2 separate regions of the Homo sapiens genome follow, and region 2 is linked to region 1. Evidence: chromatin contacts called from ENCODE Hi-C data. All regions are on one chromosome and are shown on one strand. The core of a region is the stretch at or near the end of the contact, and the rest is flanking DNA. Distances in the headings are between cores, read along the strand shown.

Region 1 (3,840 bases), core at 39-2,538:
GAAGTGTGATTTAAGCCACCACCCTGTTGAAGAAGATGAATTGAGTATAGAGACCGTGAGCAGAACACAGTTCTGCCACGATCTTTATTTACTTGAGCATCCACTTTGAGGGAAATATGGGTTTAATCATTCACAGGAGCAATCCACCACAGGCAAACACTTGAGTCACTAAACATTTTCACGTGTGCGAATAATGCCTGATTTCAGGGTCTCTGTTTAGTCTGTTTCAGGATATTGAGGATTCTCGGGATTTTTTTGCCATAAGCCTTAGGCACTCGTGATGACAACTCCCGCTATTATAATTTAAGAGTGGACAGATGAATTGATTCTGGGTCCTTGTGGCACACTTGTTAAAACTTCCTGGCAGGACAGGGTCCCCCTGTGTACACAGTTGAAAACTTGCAGTCCAAGTGACTCACAGGCTCTTCAGTTACCATGGTGATATTCCATTACAGGAGCTGATAGATTCCAGAGAGATTGGTGCAAGCCGTCTCAGCAGAGTGGAGTCGCTGGCTCCCGAAGTGAAACAGAACACAACTGCCAGTGGGTGTGAGCTCATGCACACGGAGATGCAGGCCCTGCGTGCCGACTGGAAGCAGTGGGAAGACAGTGTATTCCAAACGCAGAGCTGTTTGGAGAACCTGGTCAGCCAGATGGCCCTTTCGGAGCAGGAATTCTCAGGCCAAGTGGCTCAACTGGAGCAGGCCCTGGAACAGTTCAGTGCCCTTCTGAAAACCTGGGCTCAGCAGTTAACCCTCCTGGAAGGCAAGAACACGGATGAGGAGATAGTGGAATGCTGGCACAAAGGACAAGTAAGTTGGCTTCCTGTTTTCTATTGGTGGTTATGCTTTAAAAAATGTTTTGACTTTCATCATTCCTTAAAAAAAAAATCTTGCTAACTAAAAACACGCAACATGCACACTTGGAAGAAGTATTTATCTCATTAAATAAGCAAAGTCTGATTTGTTTCCTTTTCTTATATATCAAACTTTTGTAAAAATAAAGATTTGGGTTATTATTTGCGGTAGGAAACATTTGTTGTTAGTGGAGACATTTTACTTTCATTCCTATGGTGTAAGAGTCTGTAATACTGTATTCAGCCATTCAGTCTGAAAAATGGCCTGTGGGCAGGGGCATAAATAGACAGAGAGTCATAGCTGTTTTCTTGCCAGTTAACTATTTCATACAACTAAATGATTGAATTTATAGCCTTAAAAGACTCACTTGGTAATCTCCTACAGCACAGCAAATAGTTATCTCCCCGATTAGCTCTCCTCTGTGTGGTTTTGACAGCTGTTCTTGAATTAGCCTGTTAACAGAACTCTACGTCACCCTCCCTGGTCACCTTCCCGAGACTTTTTTTTTTTTTTTGAAGCTAATGGCAGCTTCTTTAGAATGTGAGAAAGGGAAGCCTACAAGGGAGACCGAAGAATGAGCAAGAGTGTAACCTCTTCTTCGTTTCTTTCACTGTTAAACAGTATCTTTGAAAGCCTTTTCAATATTTCCAGTTTTATAATGCCCTGATTCATGGATGTCCTTAAAAGGAAATTTAGTAAACTTCTCTGCTCCTATTTATATTACAATCATTTCAAAATAGCTCCTGCCAGTAAGAAAGTCATGTAGTATTTCCAGCAGTGTCTGGTTTTAAATCAAGTATTTGAAACAAATGCAGCATGCCATAAAATAAAGCTTTCTACCTCTTTATGCTACTCTATTTATAATGATTCTAGGTTTGGGGGTTTGTTTTTGTTATTCTGTTCCATTTCCTGTCCTTTAGATTTATGTACCAGAATAAAGCATAGAAATCAGTTCTGTCACAGAGGGACAAAGAAGTTGATAATTGCTCTACATGGTATAATATGAAAAAATCAGTTACACTTTCTTGGTTCCTTTTTCTTTCCCTTTCTTTCTATTCCAGTCACAGAGTGAAATTTTTAAAAAGGAAAGATTTGGCTGTGCCTAGATTACATTACTATTCTGTTCATTATTTTTACGTTGATATTATTAGTAAAAATAATGGTTGAGGCCTATAAAAATATACATGAGAATGCAGTAGTAAATATGGGTTTTCAGTTGTGTTAAATAGTTCAAATGTGACAGCCCTCTGTGTATGTCTGCTTCCAGATTTGACTCCAGGGTCAATGCTTTTGATGACAATGCTACATTGCTTCTCAATATTCATGTTTTCTTTTATTTCTAATAATGGCATTTTATCTAAAAGTGGAGATATTTCTATCACAATGAATATGTAAGAAAATGTTAACAAAATAGTAAATATGCTAGGGTTCTTAGGGCATTGTTTTGCTTTTAGGGAGGACTTGTCATTGTTGATGATCACAATAAGAATTAAAGTATTTATTTTATGCAATTAGATGACAATACTCAAGAAATTCTTTAAAACATAAAAACAGATGATCTATAAAGTATATAATATAATATTGTAAAAATAATTCTATTTACTATGTTTGCGAAACTCATTTATCTTAATATCCTTTGGGATATTAGCTTTGGAAATAATTTTCTTAAGCTGTATAAGGTGGAAAGATGCATTCTAGAACTTAACAGAATCAGAAATACATAAGCTGATATTTATATATTGACTCTACTGACATACTTTAGGATGAAGTTATAGAAATGTTTTAAATGTAACGTTTTGGTCAAAAACTTTTCACTTTTAATGTCATCCCATTCATAAGTAACTGACTTGAATCTCCAGTATTTTTATGTTTTTGTTGAATGCTAAGTTTCTTTAGTTCTTACAATGTTCTGTCTTAAGTAAAAGGTTCCATATGGTGTAAAATAGTTGGTCCTAGTTTAGTGTTTGGAATTTCAGAGAGAAATTGTTTAGTTGTTGATGAATTTTTGTAAATAAAAATGTCTTAGACTCCTCCAGCCCAGACACCGAGTTAAATAAAGAATTGACAAACCAAGAGAATGTCATTCCTGCTCTCATAATCACAGCCTAGGTGGGGAGATACGCAAGCATAAAGCCAATGTGGATACTCCTTGTGATGAATGTCTGCAAGGTCCTGTGTATCCTCAGATGAGAAACCCGAAGAGGTGGGAAGGAGGGCAGGGGGTACTTAAAGGAGTTGTTATTTGAGTTGAGTCTTGAGGTATAATTAAAATGTGACCTGACAGGTGAGGTAGAGGAACAGCATCAAGATGCAGGATCATTGAGGAATCAGAAAACACAAGAGAGGAACCTAGAGAGGAGGAATCAGATTAGGAGGATGTAGTGCCACCCCCAAAAGAAATAATGAATATGTAAGTGGGTCTGTGAAAGTCAACGTGCAGAGGCAAAGAGGGGAATGATGAAAGGAGCTAAGACACAGAATAAGCTAGCCTGGATATCTCTTGCATAGAGTGAGAAAGGAAACAAAGGGAGAGGCCCGGATGATGCTTAATCTTCTGATTGACATCAGCGGGGGACAGTGGTGCCATTTACCAGGACGAGGAATGAAGCACAGGGCTGGTTTGTTGAGGGATGTGGTTTCTTTACAAATCTGGGCCATCTCTTGACAAATATCAGACAATAATGGTCACAGCAAAGCTATTTGAGTAGTTACTCATCTTTTTGCCCCTCCTCCTTAATTTATTTTGTTTTTTTGCTTCAGTGCTACTGTTATCCACAGTGTTTACATATTTGGGAGTCATTCTCCTTCTGATTTTATGAATTAGACACTTAGTGTGCTAGGAACTGTGCTAAGTATTTGACATTCATGATTTCATTTGTTCCTTGTGACAATCCTATGAGAGGAACACTCTGAGTGCAAAGCACCTTGTGTAACTCAGATGACCATGGCCTCGATTTCAGAGGTGTACTTTTCAAGTCCTAAG
Region 2 (3,785 bases), core at 459-2,958, 570 kb after region 1:
TCAGGAAAACAAAAAACAAAAAACAAAAGGAGAAACTGGGCAAGAGAAAATGGGAGGGAGAGGAGAGGGAGAAAGAACAATTCTTGTAGGGAAAAAAATTAAAATGAGGACACACAACCTTCGCCATTGAAGTCACAAAGTGGTCTCCTGTGTCCTGGACCGGCCGCGCTCCTTCCACAGTGGCTGCGAGGCGCAGACCCTGGCTGACCCGCACGCCACTCCGGGGCATTCTCCCCGGGTGGGACAGGCTTGTCACTGGGCTGGCAGGAGATTATTTTTAAGCACTTGTGCTTCCATATGGCTTGTTTTAAACTCGCGGGACACCTACAAATTTCCGGCTGTCAGAAGTCACATGCCAGCAATCCGCTCCAGCGCGGACTCAGCCAGCTAACTCCGAAATCAGACCCATTCAACTCCCAATCGCTCTCTAAAGCCCCAGGACGTGGGGTGGGGAGGAGGGGAAAGCGGGTGACAGGAATCGCTTCCCAGAAAGTCATCATCATAGCTGACATATTTCCAATCAAATAGTCTAGATGAAAGGAAATTTGGGGAGCACATTAAACAAAAACATTAAAAGGATAAATAAAACTCTGCTGAGCTCTGCTAACTCCAAACACCCCCAACTTTAAATGCCAAGAGCGAGACCTTCCCAAGTGACTCAAAGCGCCCCGTGTTTATTTGCCTGGAGGTGTTTTCCCCCACAAATAACTGCTGCTTTGTCTGGTTTTCCAACGTGTGTTTTGTTAGGAAGCCCGGGCTTTCGGGTCTGCCTCTCGCACGGACGGTAAGTGGGTGGAGAGTACGTTTTTTTCAGCTGCCCGGCGAGAGAACTTGACTCTGAACGCAGCGCGGGCTGCACGCAGAACCCCCGGGCTGGGCCGCGCGCCCCGGGCTCCCTGCGCGCACCCTCGGGTCGCGCGTCCCGCGGCTCCCGCAGCTCCCTAGGCTCTCCCTTCTCCCTCCCTCCCTCCCTCCCTCCTGCCGGGCGCGGCGGCCACCCCGACGGGCGGCGCGGGCGCGGGTACCTGTAGAATGCCGGCGGGCCGGCCTCGCGCACCGTGTAGCCGCTGGGCTCGTTCTCCAGGTAGTAGGGCACCTGCTGGCCGTGGGGCTGCAGGAAAGGCGACAGCTGCGGCGGCGGGTGCAGTAGCATCAGCGGGCTCGGAGACACGCTGTTGAGTGGGGGGAAACCCCCCAGGCCGTTGGAGCCGAACGCCGCAGCCTCAGACCCGGGGCCGTAGGGGAGGCCGGTCTGACCGTAGACCTGCGCGTTGGCGGCGGCCGCGGCGTTGAACTCGTAGGCGGCGCCCTCGGGGTAGTTGTACACGGCGGGCTTGCTGCTGTCCAGGTACACCTCGCCCAGGGGCCGCTCCAGGGGGATCTTGAGCTGCGGACGGTTCAGGGGCTCCAGCTCGTTCCCTTGGATCTGATGCAGTAGGGCCATCCCAGATGCTTTGGTGTGGAGGGTCATGGTCATGGTCCGTGGCCGCGGGCAGGGTGCAGACCGTGTCCCCGCAGGGCAGAAGGCTCAGAAACCGGCGGGCCACCTGGAAAAAGAGCACAGCCCGAGGTTAGAGGCGACGCAGCGCATGTCCCGCCGACACGCGAGCTCTGGCCCCGGCCCTGCCCCGGGAGCCTGCGGGTCCGGTGAAGCCGGGCGACCCGACGGGAGCAAGTGCAGTCCCAGGACGAACGCCCTCCGCCAGCTCCTGGGCTCCCGGGCCTCCAACTTTAAGTACTGGTCTCCCGAGCTCATATGCATTACAAAGGTGCTGGAGGACGGCCAGGGACTGTTGCCTTGCCCTGACATTGGCTTAAACATCACTCCAGGCACAACTCGATTTGGAGCGATCCCAAAGAGCAGCTTCCCTGAACTTTACTTTACTTGTCGTCGCTGCTGGATAGAGGCTGAGTTTCACGGCCAGGGGGCGGGGGCGCACGAGGATCTGCTAAAGGTGGCCCAGGGAAGACTGGGCTTAAAATAAACGCGAAAGACGGATCCAGGGGCCGGCTTTCTCTAATGTGCTGCCTTATGTGCCCCGTGCCAGACTCCGATATATCTCTGTTTGTCTCTCTTTCTGTTTGATTCCCCCTCCTCGTTGGCTAGAAATACGTAGTGTGTACATAGGATGACCCTGGGGAGGACTACACTGTAACCGAGATAGGGCAGATAGAATGGGGTGTGCGGTTGCATACGCAGCCAGCCACAGACAGCTATATTTAGCAGCTGGGGGAACTGACAGGGGGCATCTGAGGGGAAGGGGGCGGAGATTCAGGGTATACATATAGGAAGAGCTGCATTTTGCCATCAGGAGAATGCAACCTGCCAGGACCTCAGTTTCTTCCTCTGCAAAATGCTCCCAAAGTAGATAGACCCTTCCACAACCTTCTGAGATTCTCTCAGCCTGACTTGTGTGTTTATGTTGGACCACAGTACTGTACTTGGTCCCATTAGGAATTCTCATGTGAAGGATGATTCAGAAAAACCTTTGGTTAGGGCGCACATGGGTGTTCATGCCTTCCACAGGTTGGTTATGCAACCAAAACTTCAGAAAACTGAATATAAAATGTGACCTTTTCATACCAAACATAACCTCAGGTCACGAACCAAAGCTTTGGCAATTATGTTACATTGTCGGTCTGGTCCAGCTAACAGATTTTTAAAATGCATTTCTGCATGTCTATCCTTTAGTCCTACAACTCGATCTTCTCGGTTCACTTGGGCTAGGATATGCAGAATCAAATATCCAGATGAAAAACAAATAGAAAAAAGTTTTTAACTGAATTAAAAGTTAAACATGCACACGCACATACACACACACATATATGTGTATATATATATATATATATATATATATACATATTAAGGAGACAAAAAATAGGTGAAGTATATCATGCGTCTATAATCTTGGATAGTTTATACTTTTGAATAAACTTCCTTTGCTGCAGCCTAATAGACTCTGATACAACTATCAATACTTTGTTTTAATTGCTATCCCAAACACCCAACAGAGTATCTGACGAAGTGTTCATGGTCTATCTAAATGCCAAGCTTACTGTTACTAAGAGTTACATTTTTGACTATTTTATATCAAGTATACATTTTATCTAATTCTTACAAAAATAGACCATTGTTGGACAATATGCAAATGTAGCTGAAGCCAAAATCGAGTTTAGCATTAATGACTATAGATTGTCAGCAAATAAAGGGTTAAAAACACATTAGGTGCATCGCAGATATTTCCCTTTATGGCCAGCAATCATTACTTTCCAAAGCAATTTTTTACAGATGATTTAATTTCCATAAATCACACTTTCAATTTTCAAATGCCTTTTTAAAACACATGCAAAAAGCACTTCATAGGGCTCTTAAAAAATGTGAACCTGCCAAATTATATGCAAATGGCACAAAGAATCCTACAAGTCCTGAAAGAAAAAGGAGACACACACATACCCCCATGGAGAACAGCAATCCTCATCTCCCTGCTAGGATACAGACACTAGCCAGAAAGGTAAGTTGCTTTCTCAAAATGCTAAAGCTACAGAGAGAGAAATCAAAACAAGCCTACCCTGCTGGATCAAGAACGTCTTTCCAGAAATGTTCCATGGGCTTGTAGAAGTCAAGGGCCGAGAGAGTGAGAAGGAAGGAAGGAATGTGCTCGCATGTGCGAGTGGCTCAGTGTGTGAACTAGGCAGAGAGAGTGTGTGGATGTGTTTGTGCGTGGAATGGCAGGGATTCGGGAAGCAGCCAGTAGGCAGGGCACTTGGCAGCCCCTCCCGGCAGA

The links. A loop is a pair of places that touch in the nucleus more often than their neighbours do. Pooled maps may share reads with other maps.
Region 2: a map of ascending aorta shows a loop between it and region 1 (4-fold over the local background). The contact joins the promoter of ESR1 here to the promoter of SYNE1-AS1 in region 1. A Hi-C loop is called at or near these places in 1 of 168 maps with a recorded cell type or tissue (ascending aorta) and 5 of 50 pooled maps.

What each region holds. Positions count from the first base shown.
Region 1 is chr6:152,377,978-152,381,817 of GRCh38, reverse strand. It overlaps SYNE1-AS1 (SYNE1 antisense RNA 1), which reads right to left and starts at 1,288. Exons shown (of 2, transcript NR_120501.1): 1 at 1,225-1,288; 2 at 105-758. It overlaps SYNE1 (spectrin repeat containing nuclear envelope protein 1), which reads left to right. Exons shown (of 146, transcript NM_182961.4): 56 at 456-812.
Region 2 is chr6:151,805,605-151,809,389 of GRCh38, reverse strand. It overlaps ESR1 (estrogen receptor 1), which reads right to left and starts at 1,708. Exons shown (of 8, transcript NM_000125.4): 1 at 1,026-1,708. The coding sequence starts at 1,477.